Regions from separate parts of the Homo sapiens genome. Here region 1 is linked to region 2. Evidence: read pairs that join two places in POLR2A ChIA-PET (ENCODE). Cell type or tissue: OCI-LY7. All regions are shown on one strand. Each heading gives the region's core, and the rest is flanking DNA. Links, peaks and the distances in the headings are about the cores only. Region 1 overlaps UFL1 (UFM1 specific ligase 1). Region 2 overlaps FUT9 (fucosyltransferase 9).

Evidence for each region. ChIA-PET counts read pairs that join two places held together with the same protein. Peaks named below come from ENCODE experiments on the same cell type or tissue, not always from the same donor. Only the 100,000 strongest peaks of a DNase experiment are listed, where the experiment ranks them.
Region 1: POLR2A ChIA-PET joins it to region 2 with 6 read pairs; 2 of 35 experiments call an interaction of 5 or more read pairs at or near these places.

Annotation. Positions count from the first base shown.
Region 1 is chr6:96,530,995-96,534,994 of GRCh38, reverse strand. It overlaps UFL1 (UFM1 specific ligase 1), which reads right to left. Exons shown (of 19, transcript NM_015323.5): 7 at 674-732. Among named protein-coding and RNA genes, the nearest start is that of UFL1, 11 kb to the right of the region's middle. In OCI-LY7, for the core only: no CTCF peak of the experiment used is centred there; a DNase peak (open chromatin) is centred at 2,394.
Region 2 is chr6:96,171,433-96,188,770 of GRCh38, reverse strand. All of the region lies in intron 2 of FUT9 (fucosyltransferase 9), which reads right to left. Among named protein-coding and RNA genes, the nearest start is that of FUT9, 160 kb to the right of the region's middle. In OCI-LY7, for the core only: no CTCF peak of the experiment used is centred there; no DNase peak of the experiment used is centred there.

The sequences.
Region 1 (4,000 bases), core at 1-4,000, 350 kb before region 2:
ATCAGTCAAACAAAAATTTTAAAGTTCATATTCTGAAAATACAGTGAAAATTAATTTTTGGTTCAATACTTGATATTTCTTTTCCATTTTTCATTTTAGTTCTTACATTTGCACAGATAATCTGAGTTGAAAGACAAAATCATTGCTTTTAAAAATTTTCAGCAAAGCATTAAAAAAAACCCTCAAAACCTCCCAAGAGCTTCACAAACAACATAATGAACAAAGATTATTTTCGAGTTAATATGTTGTTTGAATGATAAGAATATACTTTTATTGCTATCAGCTCTTGGTAAAAATTGTTAGTGAAACACAATTTACTTTCATATTAGATAATGTAACAAAATCATAAGAAACAAAGTAAAAACTATTCTTAATCTTACAATTTTAAATCTCTATATGTACATGTATAATAGAGTGTGTGAGACATATATTTTCATTATAAATGCTTACTTTTTTTTTCATTATACTCCTCTAGGGCTAACCAATATTAAACGTTTGGTGAGTGTAACAGATAGGTACATATATAAAACTTGATACAAAGAAACTTTTTTAAACCAGGAAATATTTTAGTTACATTAACAATAAAAGAGGAAAAAACATTAAAGTTAGTAAGTTTTACATTAATAGTCTATTCAGCAGCTAATTAAGTAAATATAATTTAAACCAAACTCACAGTAAAGAAGCTGCTCCTGAAATCCATATTTTGAAATCAAAGAATTCACAGCTGTAGGCCTTTATGGAAAGTTAAAAAAAAAAAAACTTCTTACTCATTATAGTGTTATAGATTAATGAACTTAAAAATAGGATAATTAGAATTTAAGAAAAATACTGTTTAAAAGAAAAAATAAAGTCAAAAATTACACCAAATTTTAAATCCTTAATTGGAATTTTGCTACTGAAATATCAGGGAAATCAATTTGTACTTGCAATCAAGGATCAGTTTACATTGCCATTCCACTAAATTCTCAGATTTCCATGATACGTAACTATTTGCCTTGGTCTTTAGGTTTTTCTTCAATGTTTTTTCTGTCTGGGAGGCTCTTTCCTTACTTGGGAATATTCAAGTGGATGTCATATGATTCCATTTTTGAAGAAAAATGAGATCATATGTGCACTGAAAATGTTTGGAATGACATGAGGCTAGATTAGGGTGACTGAGAGGGATCCATTTAAAATCTTTTTTTTTTTTTTTTTTGCTTTTGAGTATTTTCTATTTTCTGCAATGACTATGCATTTCTTTTGTTAACCAGTTTTATTGCAATAAGGTATAATTTAAATTACATGAAATCTACCCCATCGTTTAAGTGTACAATTCAATGATCTTAATACATTTATAGAGTTGTGCAACCATTGCTACAATCCAGTTTATAATGTTTTCATCACCCAAAAAGTTACTTGATAGCTATCTGCAGTTAATTCCTGCTGCCACTCCTAAATCTAGATAACTATCTGTTTTCTGCCTCTATAAATTTGCCTTTCTAGCCATTAACATAAATGGAATTAATATGTGGTCTCCTTTCTGTGTTTTTGAGATTCATCCATGATGAAGCATGCATCAGTAGTTCATTCCTTCTTATTGATGTTCATTCCCTAGTATGAATATACCACATTTTGTTTATATACTCATCAGCTGACAGACAGGTAAACTATTTCTAGTTTGTGGCTACTGTGGATAATGCTCCTATGAACATTTATGTTTTTGACTTTGTATCGATGAATGTTTTCATTTCTTTGGGGTGGACTCCTATGACTGTATCTCATTTGTAATAACTATAGTTTTTTTTTTTAAAGGATACAAGAAAAGAATCTAGACTTTTTATTCTGATTACAATTTCTTTTCTATTCCTTTTAAGCCAGTATGCCTGTTCTCTCTAGTTAAGGTTAGTCTTTTCATTTTTAATGCATATAACAAAACGACTTAAGTAATTCTAACATTTCAATCCTCCATTGTTGATTATTTAGAATATTGTAAATATTTTCTACTTCAAACTTGTGAAAGCAGAAACAGTTGTATGAAAATAAATTGACTATTTAAAACTTCTGTGTTTTTGAGTAAATTATTATTTTTACCAAATTCTTAGGATCAATTTGCTTTTTATTAAATTGTTTTACTCAAAATTTTCAGCTAAATTATGTGGAAGCACAGCAGGGGCTTTAGTCAGTTTAGTGTTGCTATAACAGAAGACTTAAGGCTGGGTAATTTACAAAGAAAAAAGGTTTATTTGGCTCATGATTCTGGTGACTGGAAAGTTCAAGATTGAGCAGCTACATTTTTTGAGGGTTTCAAGCTGCTTCAATTTACGGTGGTAAGTGGAAAAGGAGAAGACATGTATAAATAAATCACATAGTGAAAGAGGAAGCAAAGGGGAGAAACCAATGAAGCCATAATCCTTTCAACAATATACTCTCTTGAGAACTAATCCATTCCCATGAGAACAATAATTCACTCACCCTGGTGGGAGGGCATTAATCTATTCATGAGAAAGCCACTCCTGTGACCCAAACACTTACTAGGCCCTACTTCCCAATACTGCCACATTGGTGATCAAACTGCAACATAAGTTTTGGTGGGTACAAACCACATCCAAACCATAGCAAACCTCCAAACCAACAAGGTCTAGGTCCTCTGTGAATTTTGCTCTCCTTTGTTTACCTTATAATTGTTACAACCTCTCATGTTTTTTGTCTTTTGTTCCCTTCTACGCAAACACATCCTTACAAAAATGTAGAAGGCTCCTTGAAGGACTTCATCTTAAAATGTCTAGGTACCTAGCTTATTGTGGGTGTTCAATAAACAATGAATTGAGTTGTGCAAAATTTCTAGCTTTTTTTGTATGATGAAACTTTAGCTGAATTTTTACGTCAATTTGGAATACAACGTATTTAGTATACCTACATACATCATTCTTCTCACTAACTGCTTCCTGCTCTTCTCTCTGGCTATCCATGATAACAAGAAATATCCATAAAAACAAAAAATATAAACTTTTTAAAAGTCAGAGATGCAGGTGTCTCCTTTGAAGTTAGACTAGAAAAGTGGGATGGTTCGTTATTTTTAAGAGACAAATACAAAGATATGGTGCCTTAAATGGTACTATCTGGAAGCCACACAACCTAGCAACATCTTTTGAGGCTCAAAACTTATTTTCCTCTCATTATTTGATGGTACCTCCATATAGCGAAACTCAGGACTACTATGAATGAGAAAAACACAGCTGATTTTGATGAAAATTACCATCACCACAATAATTAGTCAAAGAAAAAAGGTAAATATTTATAAATAGGAACAAAGATATTTTTAGTTTTTAGTTTTTGACAAAGTAATAAATGAACAGGGTACAAAAAAGTTACAAAACTGAAGAATCCCTCTCCATTCCTACCACCCAGCTACCCAGTTTCTTTCCCCAGAAACAACCACCCATTTCTTGTGTTAGGAGGGTGATGTGGCACAGACTGTCAGAGCCTACATGGAATAAAGAGAACACCCACATGAGAAAGGGAGCTGCAGTAGCAATGGGAAACCAGTCACATAAGGGGAATTAATCAAGTAACTAAATACATTAAGGATAATAGGAGTTAGATTTTTCTTAGTCAGTGAACAAAGCTACAAACATGGAAAAGAAGGAAACTAGAATGAAATGAAACTTACGGTATTGGACTAGAAATGGAAGTATCAGCACAAACTCACAGTTTTCAATACACATAAAGATACAGAAATACAGATGTATAGAGGGGTGTATGTACATGTGTATATGTATCTCCTAGTTCAACGGTCCCCATCCTTTTTAGCACCAGGAACTGGTTTCATGGAAGACAAATTTTGCACGGACCCGGGTTGTGGGGGATGGTTTCAGGATGAAACTGTTCCATCTCAGATCATCAGGCATTAGGTTCTCATAAAGAGCGTGCAACCAACATCCCTTGCATGTGCAGTTCACAATAGGGTTCACGCTCCTATGAGAATCTAATGCCGCCACTGATCTGACAGGAGGAGCAGCTC
Region 2 (17,338 bases), core at 5,665-9,664:
TTTAATTTTCAGGAAAAATGTATTTCTTACTGTTCATTTAACAAATATATATATATATATCAAATAATATATATTTGTTAAATGAAAAATATATGTGCATGTGTTTAAACACACACACACACACACATATATATATATTTCTTTCTATATGCCAAGCATGGTTCCAAGCATTTTGCAGGTAATAATTCCTTTAAATCTCACAACCAGATGAAATATGGGTTAGAATTACATCAGTTTTTCCAGATGAGGAAACTGGTGTACATCTTTCTGCCTCAGGTCACACGTATTGCTTTAAGAATAAATGTTGACAACTGAGTGCAGTGGCTCATGCCTGTAATCCCAGCACTTTGGAAGGCCAAGGCAGGATTGCTTGCTACTCAGGAGGCTGAGACAGAAAAATTGCTTGAATCCAGGAGTTCGAGGCTGCAGTGAGCTACGATTGTGCCACTGCACTCTAGCCTGGGCAACAAGTCAGGTCCCATCTCTAAAAATTATATATATACATACACACACACACAAAAGAGAGAGAAAATGAAGATTCCAGTTAACAGTTGCAAAGACTTCTATGAATTATATGAATGAAAATTTATTTTATGATATATATTTCCCTGGAGTCATTGTTAATTAGAACAAACTAGATTCACCAACACTTCCCTGTCTGTTCTCTTTCTGGAAGCCAACGGCCAGGAACAGTGGTCACGTGCCATCAGGAGAGTGTAGAAAGGTGAATCAGAACAGTGAAGGAATCTAGATTTGTTTTATTATTGGGGTGTTTATGAAGAAATTCAAGGAACATCAAGGATTAATGATGCATTAATTGCTGATCCAAGGCCTCTGTGATAGTTGTATCCCCTCCTAGGCACATTCTCTTTCAGATAAATTCCTTATGTGCTGCTTTGTTGAGTCAGCTTTCAAAATTAACTAACCTCAAAAAACCAAGTTGCCTAAAAACAATAAGGGGAGAGATAAGAAAGAATGTAAGTAAACATTTCACTTATGTCCCAGAGTTTTCCACACAACACCATCAGTTGATAATTTTAAAATATTTATTTTAATCACTTAAAACAAAATAAAGAATTCCCTCCCTGTATATTTTTATAATCCAAATTCCCTGGATCTCATCAAGCTACTATATAAGGTCAGATATTAACTGACTATATTGTGATAGTTTGATCCTTCGTTGATCTTACCACTGAAAATTTCTTTTCTTTCCCCAGTTGTTTCTGTAAAAGACCACAGGAGTTTTATATGGATTCCAAACTTTTCTAGGAATTACAGTCTGCACCCACCCTACTTGCCCTTTATCATTTGGCTGCCACTAGTCTGAGAATCTGTCTGATGCAAGCTCATTTCTGCTCCTCCCTATTGGATGTGTGGGCCCAGAATCCCAAATTCAGTGGTTCCTTGACCTCTAACTCTGCAGTTGCCAGTCTGGCTTTATGTTGCAGTTGGAAAACTGACTATCTGAATCAAACTTTCTTGCTGGTTTCAGTGGCTTTGAATTCAGTGAAACACTCACAGCATCTCTTCCAGAACATTTCCCTTAATTTCTGGTCCTCTATCTGCTAATGATAGAGGCTTTAGTCCAGTTTACAGGGCAGGATAGAGAATCCATGGGAAACCAACTGCTTTATCCTCCTTGACTCTTTCCTACACCCTTTTTTCTAACATTAGGCTTGGCTGGTAACCTGGTCTAATCTTTTGCTATTATGTTTACATAAAATTCTTGCTCTTCCAGTTTGTGATGGTTAATTTTATGTGTTAACTTGCTTGGGCCATGGGATGCCTGGATGAATGGTTAAACATTCTTTCTGGGTGTGTCTGTGAGAGTGTTTCTGGAAAAGATTAGCACTTAAATTGGCGGACTGAGTAAAGCAGATAGCCCTCCCTAATGTGGGTAGACATCATTCAACCCATTTTAAGGCCTTAATAAAGTAAAAAGGTAGAGAAAGGCTGAACTTGCTGTCTGCCTGACTGGTTGAACTGGAGCATGGATCTTCTGTCCTCAGGTTTCCTGGTTCTCAGCCCTTAGATCTGAAATGGAATTGACACCATTGGTTGTCTGGGTTTCAGGCCTTCAAACCACTCCCAGCTTTTGTGGGGCTCCAGGTTGCAGACAGCAGATTGTGAAACTTTTTAGCTGTCATAATCGTGTGAGCCAATACCTTATAATAAATCTCTTTCTATACAGATAAATTTCTTTTATATGTATTCTATATATATGATAAATCTCTTTACTGTTGGTTCTGTTTCTCTGAGAACCCTAATACACAGTTACAAAACAAACACCATCGTGCATATCAGGGACGTTAACATACTAAGAAGAAGGCTGCAGGAGTCAAAGAGAGAGTATTACCTTAGATGGGGCATTGCTATGACAACAGTTTCTGCATCAGACCAAATTTTGCAGGCTGATCATCTTTTGAGCTCATGGGAAACTAATTAGCACCAGCTTTGCTGGGATTAAATAAAAATGTATCACTGTGGTTAATTAGGAGCTCTGAAACTTCAAGTTCAATTTACAATAAGAGAACAAACTAGTAAGAACTGAAATAGAAAAAATAAGCCACAAAGATGTCAACAGCCTAAGAAATAATATGATAAAAGTATAGATTATGAGAAAAGTAAAGAGATTTTTAGAAAAAAAGGCAAGTTTAATCAGCTTGCATCTGAGTAATCTGAAAATGAACTAATTAACATACTTTTTGGAAAATGATGTTATTAGAAAAAAGGTGGAAAGGCAGAGTTTAGAAGTAAATATCCAAGAAAGAGAAATCACTAATCTTAGAGAGACAAATTTCTCGAACCTTGGAGGGGAGGATTTTTCTTATATCGGGAAATTTTTTGGCTCCATTTCTTTCTCCATAGTCTGAAAGGAACATCCTCAAGGGTCATCTTATATTTTGCTCTGATTTCATTCCTAATAAACAATCTTGTGAATATTTAGTTTACCAAGTTGCTAAATACTCAGAAGAAAGTTCCATATTTTGTGAACACAATAGAAAAAATGGAGGCCACTAGAAGAGAATACATCAAAGAGAACATTCTTGCTTTTTTCCCTCCCACCAGAGTGGAAAAGACATCTGTCCTCACATCTAAGGCTGATCCCTCCTCATTAAATTCTGAAATCTAAATGGGTAAAGTTACCTCATTCTGCAGATTATTCTATATTTTTGCTACATCATCCATTTCTATGTTTTCACTGGTTGTTTTCTATCAGAGTTTAAATAAAATCGAAGTTCTCTTATCTTCTATTAAAGAACCTCCATCTTCCCACACATTGCTCCTCTGTTTTCTCTGTGGCCACAAATAGCCACATTATTCATATACCTGCCTAAGGCTCTGACTGGAAATCATTATTTATTTCTTCAACTGCCTAAATCCTACATCTAGTCAATTACTATATTGAGTCCATTGAAATGCTGTGATATTTATTAAATCTCATTCCCTCTCTCCTTGCTATTGTTACTTCATTGTTTAGGCTTATATCATTTTCTGTATTATTATAATGAAGCATTCACTATTATAAATGATGTTGGTCTTGCTTTCCTCCAATTCAAAACAAACACGATGGCTTGAGTGTTATTCCCGCCTTTCATTCCTTCTGTTAAAAAAAAAAATTCTAAAAATATTGTTGAGGAGGAAGGAGTTAAAGCAGCTAGCCTGTGACTTCTTTTGATTATCAGGGGATTCCCCTAGGGAGTGGGGAAGGAAGGTTGGTGGCCTGGTCTAATCTCCTTGTTAACATAACAACTGGGTCCTCAGGGCAACAGACTAAGAACGTTTGCTTAAAAAAAAAGCATTTCTATCTATGAGCTACTTTGAGAAATGTGTTCTTGATTTAGAATTGCTTACTGTAAACAAACCTAAACTTTGATGGATTTATGAGACATGGCTCACTAGGGAATGTCACATAAGCTATACAACAATCTTAAGTATAAAATAGAGATGCTTCTCTCTCAGACCACAGCAGAATAAAACTGGAAATCAACTCCAGAAGGAACCTTCAAAACCATGCAAATAAATAGAAATTAAATAACCTGCTCTTGAATAATCATCAGGTCAACAATGAAATCAAGATGGAAATTTAAAAGTTGTTTGAACTGAACGACAATAGTGACACAATGTATCAAAAACCTCTGGGATACAGCAAAGGCAGCATTAAGAGGAAAGTTCATAGCTCTAAACGCCTACACTGAAAAATCTAAAGAGCACAAACAGTAAATCTAAGGTCACACCTCAAGGAACTAGAGAAACAATAACAAACCAAACCCAAACCCAGAAGAAGAAAGGAAATAACCAAGATCAGAGCAGAACTAAAAGAAATTGAAAGAGACAAACAAACAAAAAAACAAAAGATATATAAAACAAAAAACTGGTTCTTTGAAAAGATAAATAAAATTGATAGACCATTAGCAAGATTAACCAAGAAGAAAGAAAAATCCAAATGAGCTCAGTCAGAAACAAAATGAGAGATGTTACAACTTACACCACAGAAACACAAAAGATCATTCAAAGCTACTAGGAACTTCTTTACATGCATAAACTAGAAAAGCTAGAGGAGATGGATAAATTCCTGTAAAGATACAACCCTCCTAGCTTAAATCAGGAAGAATTAGATACCCTGAACAGACCAAAAACAAGCAGTGAGATTGAAATGGTAATAATAAAAAATTACCAACAACAAAACAAAGTCCAGGACCAGATGGAGTCACAGCTGAAATCTACCAGACATGAAAAGAAGAATTGGCACCAATCCTATTGAGACTATTCCACAAGATAGAGAAAGAGGGAATCCTCCCTAAATCATTCTATGAAGCCAGTATCACCCTAATACCAAAACCAGGAAAGGATATAACAAAAAAAGAAAACTACAGCCCGATATCCCTGAAGAACATAGATGCAAAATTCCTTAACAAAATATTAGCTAACTGAATCCAATAACACAGCAAAAAGATAATCCACCATAATCAAGTAGGTTTCATACCAGGGATGCAGGGATGGTTTAACATATGCAAGTTAATAAATGTGATACAACACATAAACAGAATTAAAAACAAAAGTCACATGATCATCTCAATAGACACAGAAAAAGCATTCCACAAAATCTAGCATCCCTTTATGATTAAAACTCTCAACAAAATCAACATAGAGGGGACATACCACAATGTAATAAAAGCCATCTATGACAAACCCACAGCCAATGTAATACTGAATGGGGAAAAATTGAAAGCATTCCCTCTGAGAACTGGAACAAGACAAGGATGCCCACTCTCACCGCTTCTCCTCAACATAGTACTGGAAGTCTCAGACCAATCAGACAGGAGAAAGAAATAAAGGGCGTCCAAATAGATAAAGAGGAAGTCCAACTGTCACTGTTTGCTGATTATATGATTACATACCTAGAAAACCCTAAAGACTCCTCCAGAATGCTTCTAAAACTGATAAAAGAATTCAGCAAAGTTTCCAGATGCAAAATTAATGGACACAAATCAGTAGCTCTCCTATGCACCAACAATGACCAATCTAAGAATCAAATCATGAACTCAGCACTTTTACAATAGCTGCCAAAAAATAAAAAAAATGAAATACTTAGGAATATACCTAACCAAGGAGGTGAAATACCTCTACAAGGAAAACTACAAAACATTGCTGAAAGAAATCATAGACAACACAAACAAATGGAAACACATCCCGTGCTCATGGATGGGTAGAATCAATATTGTGAAAATAACCATACTGCCAAAAACAATTTAAAAATTCAATGCAATTCCCATTAAAATGCCACCATTATTCTTCACAGAACTAGAAAAAAAATCCTAAAATTCATATGAATCCAAAAAAGAGTCTGCATAGCGGAAGCAAGACTAAGCAAAAAGAACAAATCTGGAGGCATCACATTACCTGATTTCAATGTATACTATAAGGCAATAGTCACCAGAACAGCCTGGTACTGGTTTAAAAATAGGCACATAGACCAAGGGAACAGAATAGAGAACCCAGAAATAAACCCAAATACTTACAAGCCAACTGATCTTCGACAAAGCAAACAAAAACATAAAGTGAGGAAAGGACACCCTATTCCACAAATGGTGCTGGGATAATTGGCTAGCCACATGTAGGAGAATGAAACTGGATCCTCATCTCTTGCTATACACAAGATGGATCAAGGGCTTAAACCTGAGTTCAAGATGGATCAAGGACTTAAATCTAAGACCTGAAACTATAAAAATTCAAGAAGATAACATTGGAAAAGACCTCTAGACATTGGCTTAGGCAAGGATTTCATGACCGAGAACCCAAAAGCAAATGCAATAAAACCAAAGATAAATAGCTGGGACTTAATTAAATTAAAGACCTTTTGCATGGGAAAAGGAATAGTCAGCAGAGTAAACAGACAACCCACAGAATAAGCGAACATCTTCACAATCTATACATCTGACAAAGGACAAATATACAGAATCTAAGATGAACTCAAACAAATTAGCAAGAAAAAAACAATTCCATCAAAAAGTGGGCTAAGGACATTACTAGACAATTCTCAAAAGAAATATACAAATGTCCAATAAACATATGAAAAAATGCTCAACATCACTAATAATCAAGGAAATGCAAATCAAAACCACAAGGTGATACCCTTACTCCTGCAAGAATGTCCATAATCAAAAAATCAAAAACTAATAGATGTTGGTGTGGATGTGGTGAACAGGAAACACTTCTACAGTGCTGGTGGGAATGTAAACTAGTACAACCACTATGGCAAACAGTGTGGAGATTCCTTAAAGAACTAAAAGTAGGACTACCATTTGATCCAGCAATCCCACTACCGGGTATCTATCCAGAAAAAAGTAGTTGTTATACAAAAAAGATACTTGCACATGAATGTTTATAGTAGCACAATTCACAATTGCAAAAATGTGGAACCAGCCTAAATGCCCATCAATCAAGGAGTGGATAAAGAAACTGTGGGTTATATATACGGTGGAATACTACTCAGCCCTAAAAAGGAATAAAATAATGACATCCGCAGAAACCTAGATGAGATTTGAGACTATTATTCTTAGTGAAGTAACTCAGGAGTGGAAAACCAAACATTGTATGTTCTCACTCATAAGTGGGAGCTAAAATATGAGGATGCAAAGGCATATGAATGACACAATGGACTTTGGGTACTCAGGGAGAAAGGAGAGGGATAAAAGACTACAAATAGGGTGCAGTGTATACTGCTTGGTGATTTGTGCACCAAAATCTCACAAATCATCACTAAATAACTTACTCATGTAACCAAACACCACCTGTTCCCCCAATAACCTATGAAAAAAAAATTAAAAAAGAACTATGAAGAAAAAAAATAAAATGGAGATGCCTTATAACATAAATGCTTCCTATTGGGTAAGGTGACATTGTAGACTTCTATTATTCTCAACCAGAGACTATGTGTTCTAATGTGAAAAAGAGGGCTGTGGAAGCTAGTAGGATGTTTTAGATCTCTTCTTGCCTCTTCATTGATTGGATCCTTAAACTACAGGTAAAGCTTGATACTGGACACAGTCTTTCATTGAAGTGAGTCTGATATGACAATGTGATTTTTATATTAACTTAATGTTTATTGTATACGATTTTGAAAATACACACATAAGTAAATGAAAGCAGTCTATACTTCAACTCACAGAATTAATAACAATTTCTAGCCTTTACTGTATAGATCTATTTCCTTATCTTAACTATATATTTACCTATCTACTTTCAATGACTAACTATGTATGTTATTTTTAAAAACAGTAATGAGAACCAGTAGGTAAAGATCTCTTTTCTCCTGCTTTTCTTTTTTTTTTCTTTTACTTAACAGTAAGTTGGGAGCATTTGCTTAAGTCATCAAGAAAAATTTCATTTTTATTTACAATAACCAAGATATAGAATTAACCTAAGCGTCCATCAACAAATGAATGGATAAAGAAAATATACACAATAGAATACTGTTTAGCCATAGAAAAGAACAAATTCTGAGCTTGGAAGACATTAAGTGACATAAGTTGGGCACCAAAAGATAAATACTGTATGTTCTCATTCATATGTAGAAGCTAAGAAAGTTGTTCTTACAGAAGCAGAGAGCAGAATAGTGGTTACTAGAGGTAGGAGAGTGTTGGTGGCAGGGGGATAGCCAAAGGTTGGTGAATTGATACAAAAGTATGCATGTGTTAAAATATCACACTGTACTCCATAAATATGTACATTATTATATGTTAATTAAAAATAATAATAAAACCAAAAAACCCTTCACTTACATTTAAAAAATGTAAACAGGAAGACCATCCACTGGTTTCTGGACTATGTGGGGCACATGGCACATTATTCTGTCTGACAACACTTACTCTGGACACAGCATGCCTGGTTTCAAATCATGGATCTACATCTGGCTCTCTGTGAAACTTTTGGGCAACATCCCCAACCTTCCATGTCTCAGTTATTCATCTAAAAACTGAGAAAAATGCCACTATGCTAGATTTGTGCATGTAAAATGAATTGATACATGTAAGTAACCTGGGATAGTCCCTGGACATAGCAAACACTCAGTAAACATGACCGGGAAAAATTGTTGCACTTACACTTGCATGACTTAAGATGTATACTTGTTTCATTATTGAATATGAAATTGCCACCAAAGCAGTAGCAATAATAAACTTTGCATTTCCTCTGAGAGACAGGATTGCAGAAGATTTTCCATGAAGTAACCTAGTTACTTAACCATCGAGCAATAGGTCACCTCTCACAAAAAGAAAGTGGTATTTTACAGCATGAATGTGTCACTAATTGTCATTGGCCACAATGCAAAAGGCAATTTGCTCCATTTTAACTTGATTTTGTCTCATCTTTTAGAGTAATTACTGCACAATTATTTTGTCATAAGCTGTGTGTTCAGTAGGCAAATCTGGCTGTACGAGATTAAGAAACTCATTTTCTCTGATGTACTTTGCCCCTCTTTGACCTTCAATTTCTGAAAACATATTTTTTTTCAGGTGTTCTCTTTGGGAATAAGTGATTTTCACTCATTATCATTTTCTTAATTTTTATTGTTCTTATGTATAAGAATTCCATCTTTTCTTTCAGCCAGCAAGGTAACTTAACCAAAACTTTGCATATAACAAATGTTCACTAAATATTTTTAAGTTCATGTATTTATGTAACATAGTGTTTTGAATAGTATCCCTCTTAAATAATGCATAAGCAAAAAAAATTGTTAAAGTAACATATAAATCCTGTTGAATAATAAATACCTTTGAAAGATTTTGTCTTAGTAAGAAAGATGTTCCTCCTCTGTGCTCCCATAGCTGCTGTGCATCTCTTTGACATAGCACTTGCATTATAATGACACTATAATTGATTTGCCTGTGTTTCTCCCCTATTAAACCATAAGCTCCATGGAGGCATGAACCAAATTTGTTTTGACTTTCTATTCTTTGTACTTAGCACAATTTCTGGTACACGGGAGACATAAATATCTACTAAATGAGTAAATATGTATTGAACAAATAAATATAAAAAATGAATGCATGAAAGTTCAATCAAACATTCTAACCTGATAGTTTTTTTCTTGGTTTGTTTGGAATGAAGAAGGACGAATCTTCTATGGTCATATACAATACGGGATGACTATACCTAAGATCCCAATAACTATATATTTACAGCTATAACAATTTCATTGCATTGAGAGAATGAGGTTTCTGCTTCTTGTGGTATAAAATAAGACCCAGATTCTTTCGAAATCCCAAAATGACAGAAACTACAAAAGGTGTTTTTTTTTGTAGTTGATAACTGTGAAATCAAAGTATTAATGAGATCCTTAAAGAAAAAGGACATATTTTTTTTCACCATGTGATTTTATGGATTGCAAATAGTGAATGCTGATGTGAAGCAAATATTGGCACAGTGCAAAAGGGAGATGGGAAGTGGATATCTCTGTGTTTATTATATTAAATGATTAACATAATGATAGGTAAAGAAGACCCTTAGATACTACAGTTCATATTCCTTCCATTTATATTTCAGTTAAAAAGAAAATCAAATGAGGAATTGAAACCCATAAATAATTCTAAAAATGATGGATTATTCAAAGCCTAGAGCTGGTTTCTCTTTAACTAATAATTGTGAGGTGGTTGCCAATGGAAACAATTTCAAGTCTTATGTTGACTAAAGACGAAGAGACTCATTAGCATTTGAGCCGAGGACAATAGAAAATATTCAAAAGACAATTTTTCTCTGGGAGGTATCTTTATGAACATCTAGTCTTATAGCCTTATTATATAGTTTGATTGTATTTTCAAATAGATACATAAAATTTCGATTAGTGCTAATATCACATATTTAGTGGCACAATAGAAATGACAAACCACATATATTAGCTTCTGGGCCAAGACTTCTTCCATAATACAGTGTCTCCCCTTTTCATAAAATGAGGAAATACGTTGTGATATTAAGAATTCAAAATGAATTCAAATTGAATTCATCAAGTGGGTTAGGATTAAAACTTAAACAAATGTAAATTCAAAAGGGAAAAATCGTGCCTGGATATTGAATTGACCCAGTGGCTTGTCTTGGCCATCCTGGTACACATCCTTTCCTATCTTTTTCCTGCTTCCAACACTGCCATTATGTTCTGGGCCTCTGCACCCAGCAAAGTCTGGCATCATGGGAGCTGAGGAGAATGGCAGTGTAGGTGGACCCCAGAATTTGTTCTTAAGTGTGATGCTCTTTTAGTCCTTTTAAGAATGGGAGTTCCTCACAGTATGAGCAAACAAAGGCTGCCTATCAAAGACTGCTTCTGCTCTGGGGAAAAAGATGTCTGTATAAATATTATTGGTTGGTGTAATTCTAATGGAAGAGTAATAATTTTAAGAATAACTAGTTCTTACTAAGCATTTACTATGTGGCAGACTCTATATTGAGGACCTTAGTAACATTAAGTAAAAAAATGATAATAATTTTAATACCTTATAGGATTGTTTTGAGAATTAAATGAGATAATATATCTAAATGTTTAGAAACTGCCTGACTTACCCAGGGGCTGGATGAAAGATAGCTGTTACTATACTTACCTCATTTAATCCCAGTGATTCCATGCAAAGGTGGAGAGAAGTTCATTTATTTGGAGGCTTTGGGGCTGGAACACAAACCATGCTCTTTACCAGGAGTTAACTTCCTGTCTTCCAGGAATTGTGGTTGAATGAGAATTAGGAGTGTAGTCAGAAACAGATAGGTTTTCTGTTTTTTTATATAGCAGGTGGTCAAGCTTTATTTAGCAAATTCTGTGAACCTTAATTTTTTCATTTCTAGATGAGTATAACAATACCTATCTAGGAGGACTGTTGTAGGGGAAATTTAACATAACATGTAACTACATTATTTTCCTTTCTGAACTTTCTCAATGCATGACCTTTATCCTAGCTGGCTTGTCATCTATTTTACCTTGGGGGTGGGTAGGATAAGTAAATTCAGATTTATTAGAGAAGGACTAAGAAGAGAAAGAAGACTGTAATTTTCACCTTCTGACATATAGTAAAAGATACAAACTCAATTGTTTTTAGAGAAAAAAATTTTAATGCTTTTAAACATATCAAGATTTAGGATTGAGGGAAGTTCTCTGGGTTTGATCTAAGTGAGGAGTATCACATAATTTAGGGTAATATTTAAAGGAGATAGAAGTGGCCTCTCACAAACCATGGGAAGAGCCAACAGTATAGTCAGACACCTGAGATCTTGAGACAGTTCTCCAAATTGCCCTTGTTTTATGTATAGTATGGGTGGGATGTAGATGCAGCTGGAAAGCTTGTCAGAGGGGATTGCCATAATGTGATGAAGTAGCTGTGGGACCTGCAGAGCCTAAGACTAAGCGGCAGTCACAGCCAGACCCCTGAAAAGTCATAGCGCCAAAGGAGCTGAGGAGAACCAAGACAGCCAGGCAGCTCCACATAGTGCCCTTCCTGGAGAGTCCCAGATTACAAATTATCCCGGCCGCAGAACCAAAGCCAGCAGGGCAAGCCAGAAGCAAGGAGCCAGGAAGCATGGCCCTGAGGTTAGCAGATGAGAAGATGCCTCTACTCATTCTCTTGAATTTCAACTGGGCAAGAAAAATAGGTGAAAGGAGAGAATATCTGGGCGAATGAAAAAGCAAAATTTCCCAAAGGAACTGTTTAAATCCACAGTCAGCAAACTATAAGCCTGGTGGCCAAATCCAGCTGCTGCCTAATTTTTAAATAATATTTTACTGGAAAACAGCCAGATTTACCCTTTTCTACATTGTCTATGACTGCTTTTGTGCTACAATGACAGAGTTGAGTAGTTGCAACATAGACTGCATATTAGGGTTTCCCATAGAAACAGAACCAATAGGATATATATAAATATAACATATATTATATATCATTGTATATTATATGATATAAAATATTTCAAATACATATTTTATAAATGTAGAGAGATATAAATAGGAGGGGATTAACTAGAGGAGTTGGCTTATGTGATTATGGAGGGCTGAAATCCCACAGTATGAGGTCCACAGGCTGGAGAACCAGGGAAACCAATAGTGTGGCTCGGTCCAAGTGCAAAGCCTGAGAACCAGGGAGTGGGCCATGTAACTCTCGGTCCAAGGCTGAAGGTAGAGAGGGAAGGGGCGCAAGCCCTGGAGTCTGAAGGCTGGAGATCCTGGAGTTCTGATGTCCAAAAGCAGGAGAAGCTGAATGTCTCAGCTCCAGAAGGGAGAGAGAGAGAGTGAATTCTTCTTTCCTCTGCTTTTTGTTCTGTCTGGGCCCTCAGCAAATTTGTTAGTGCCCAGTCACGTTGGTGAGAGCAGATCTTCCTTACTGAATCCATTGATGAAAAGCCAGTCTCTTCTGAAAACACCCTCAAAACAGACATCCCCAGAAACAATGCTTTACCATCTATCTGGGTATCCCTTAATCTCATTAAGTTGACATCTAAAATTAACCATTACAGACTGAATGGCCCACATAGCCTAAAATATTTGCTCTCTGGCCCCCTATAGAAAGTTTGCAATCGCTGGTTTATAGCACCAGGTAAAATTTATTTTAAAGTGTAATGTGCATTCATTTACTTATTTTTTCATAATATTTGAGGCTCAGGTAGAAGGGCAGAGTAGTTTTAAACAAGAAACTCTATATTTTCAATGTACATGCCTATTAAATCTACATTAAACTAGGTGCCCCATGGCATTTGTATTTACATAAGTATCACAGCTAGCCACCGAATAGGTATAATATTTGGTATTTGATTTATATATTTAGCATCGAGACCATTAATTTTTCTCTGTTTCTTTCAAAGTGACCATATAGCTTACACATTTATTAGCAGACAATGTAGTATTGGGGATGTATTTTGTTGAGATAAAAGATGGAATGAGACAGATAGGAAACAAAAATACAAAGCCTTACCTTTACTCAGTAAAGACAGAGCTAAATGTTCTACTGGGAAGGAGAAGCAGGTGACGGGGCCATGGACTTGGAGAAGCACTGTTTCTTTCTCTTTAATGAGCTCCAACATTTCTCTCCTAAACTGTAATGTCTGGTAACTGGGAGCCACAAGATATTCCTTTAGCTTTAAATAGTTCTTGAAAGACACTTGATATCTTGCTGAGGACATTTTCTCAGTCCAGCTCCAGGAAAAAAAAAAAAAGTCTTCAATCTAGCTAATGCCTAATTATTAAGGTAAAATCGTGATCGGAATAGCAACACTATTATTTAGTCCACAGCAATGTTTAGTCTAAGATCCTGAAACTTTTTGAAGTCAGCCACCCCTTTGGGATAGATGAATGCTTTAGAATCTGATGATTTTTTCTAAATGCACATATATGAAATGGATTGCATTGAATTTCAAGGAGCTTTGGTTTGTGATGTTTTCTAGGTCATCAGTTTAGGACTTCAGAACTGTTATGTATTGAAAAAGTCTTTGAGTTTACTATTATTTACTTCCTAACTGTGCATTCTTATCTTCCTTCATTTATTTCCATCTTCTTCAACCTTTCTAACCTAGTCACACTTTCTCAGTTCACTTTATTGTTTCTTTTCCTGGTTCCAAATAAAAGCACAATGATGAACTGGGGGAAAACAAGACCATAATGTGTGTATTTTGTTATCGTGGTAATAGTGAGCCTCTTATTTAGAGACCCCTGTGTCTATTTCTGCCAGAAGAAAAATCCTGGTAGGTATTGTCTCTTCATTCTCTGCCTGCAAGTATTGCTGTACTTAACTGGTGAAAGATGACTGTGCCAATCTATAATCTTATCCAGTGGGGATGTTTTTTTATTTTTAGGTGTAATTTACTTCTTTCTTATTATAATTTGCCATCATTTAATTTGATTCTGTCCCCATGTAGATGGAAAACATCTGGTCAACCATTTTTACAGCACTTTTTATATGCTTGAAAACAGTTATTAGTAATCCTCAGTTCACATTTCTTTAATAATAATCTAAGTTTCTTTAACATCTCTATAATAATGTGCTGCCCTTAAATACAAAGCTGGAATTGTTAGGACATTAATTTTGAGTCATTTTACAGGAGTGGTGAAAAGTTTGTATTTATTTAATCACATCTCTTTAAAGTGTTGCTTGTGAATTTCTAAAGTAGGGCTTGAAGTGGTCTGTGACTGCAAAACCCATGAAGGAATTACTGGGCCACAGGATTGCATATTTCCTGTCTCAACCACTGGAGCAAATTCCTCATTTTAGAAGTCCTAAATACTTCTTGTATTTTTCTTAATCTTGATTCATATAATAAAATTTCACATTCCTTTTTATAAAAACTAAAAAACAATCAACACAAATAAATTATTAACTATTTTGTTATGCAAAATGGTTTTTTAATAGAAAATTTTAATGACAACAATATGGCTGTCACATTTAATTTAAAATTCAAAACTCTTTTAGCAAAGCTGTAAGAAGATAGCAGCAGATCTTAGGAGATAGACAGTATTAGAGAAAAAAAATTTGTGTGATTTTTATTTTAAATGTCCATAATACATTTTGAATTATCATATTTAGCATATTGTAAATATAAAAGACAAGATGTTTCATCTTGCCAAATTCTTACCTTTATAAGACAGATGTAAGAGTATTTTATCTGATAAAATAGTCACCAGTTTTTTCTTTTTTTTGTTGAATAGAGTTTAAATGAAAAAAGAATATGAATCAAGGAAACCTCTAGTTAATAGAGAGAGTGAGAAAAGAACATACTGAAGGCCCAATTCTTGCCATGGAAGAGGCAAGGTCATATGACGATGTGTGATACATTCTCCAACTTATCCAAGAAATATGATCAGTCGTGAACTTTATGTTGAGTACTGTTCAAATTGCTGTTGAACAGCAGGTAAAGATGGAAAAGTTCTCTTCTCTCATGTAGCTAACATTTTAGTGGAGAATGGCAGACAAAATAAACACAAGAAAGTAAACAAGACAATATCAGTTAAGGCAAGTCCTTTGAGGAAAATAAAATAAGGCATAATTCTACAGAGAGACTAGTGTCTACATAAGTAAGATGACACAGGCATTCTTAAGGCAAGACTTAAATGACAAGTGGGAGCCAGCACCTCAAATATCTGAAGAAAAATCAGCAGAGAGGAACTCAGGGAAATGGAAAAATGCCATTGTGACTGGACAGAATAATGTGTGTCTGTGTAATTACTCATGTACTATTCCTCACAAGAAATGCATTTTCTGGCCTTTTCCACCAGCCCAAATTCACACCTCCCATTTTCTACAAGTCTTCCTCTAAATCCATAAAACCATTCATTTTGACTCCAGCCTTATAAAAATGTTTCTGTTTTTAAAATTTTTTCAATGGTACAGGGAACCTTCACACCTAATTCTAAGTTATGTAAATGTTTGTACATGGCTCTCTTATGTCCTCAGAGTATAAAGTGCTCCCTTCAAGATTGAGAACCTATCTCTTTATTTTGTCCTCCAAAGTGCCAATCTTTTTGGACAAATGAGAATTTTGTGCATGTTTGTCAATGTATTGTGCAGACAATCTTTTGTTTTGATGAAGAACCTGTTTGTTTGCTGCTACTCGTCAGCCTTAAACTTTTAGTGTTTGTCCAGTTTTTTTTTTCAATAACGGGCTTCCTTTCCTCCTTGTCTTGACTTTTGGCAGCAATCTCTAAACACTGGTGGTATGATGTAGAAACCCACACTCTACTAAGACCCTAATTTCCTAGAAAGGGGCAAAAATTTACAGGGGTCAAGTATCTAATAAACTAAACATCTCTCAAGTGTGGTAGCAATGATTTCCAAAAAGATGTAACAACAATCACCTGAAATTGTATTCAGACCCATGTAGAATCATTACTAAGCATTTTGGCAAAAATAAAATGATATGAAAAATGTATATGGTTGTAAATGTCAATGTTTCCAACAAAAATGTTAAAAGAAATTTTTCATTCAAGTTAGCTCACGCAGATTACAATGGACTGAATGTTTGTGTCCCGCTCTCCCAAATTTATATGTTGAAATCCTGACCCCCAGTGTTTTGGTATTAGGAGGTTGGGATTTGGGGAATTCATTAGGTCCTGAGAATGAAGCCCCCTCTCCCATAAATAGAATTAGTGCCTTGTGATAAGGATCCCAGGAACTCTTTCCACCATGTGAGGATACAAACAGAAGAGATCCTTCACCAGAACCTGAACAAGCTCACACCCTGATCTTGAACTTCCAGCCCCTGGAACTCTTAGAAATAAATTTCTGTGGTTTAAGTCTCCCAGTCTATGATAATTTGTTACAGCAGCCTGAACTAAGACACTGATGTTTGGAGGAAATACATTCTACCATAAGAATTGCAAAACAGTAGTGAACCATAAAAGGTCTTACATATTAGACAAATTCTTTATTCTGCTAGGTAATTCAAGATGCGGGTAGGATGGTGTTTCAGGACACTTGACTAACTTAAGGGTTAGGGTTAGGATGAATGAAGGGAACCAAGAGTAGAAATCCCATGAGGTGATGGAAAGTCTTGAATAAGGTAGAAGGATTCAAAGTTTTGCTGCATGGGCCCTTTCTAAAGCTGCTATTTAGAATTTTTACATACTTTAGGTTAAAGATATCACTATTTTGTTTTTATCCTGCTCCAGAAAAATAAGAGTCATGCATTGAGATAAAATCACCTTGGTATGCACGGAGCAACAAAAGCAAAATGTTTGTGAGCCATAAGTGGAGGAGCTTGAAGGAGTCTAGATTACAAGAGGAGGAAGAGCGTCTCAGACAACTATTGTGTCCCATTTCACCATTCTCTAAGCCTTACTGGGAACTCCAGCCCCTGTTTATGTGGTGTGATGGCC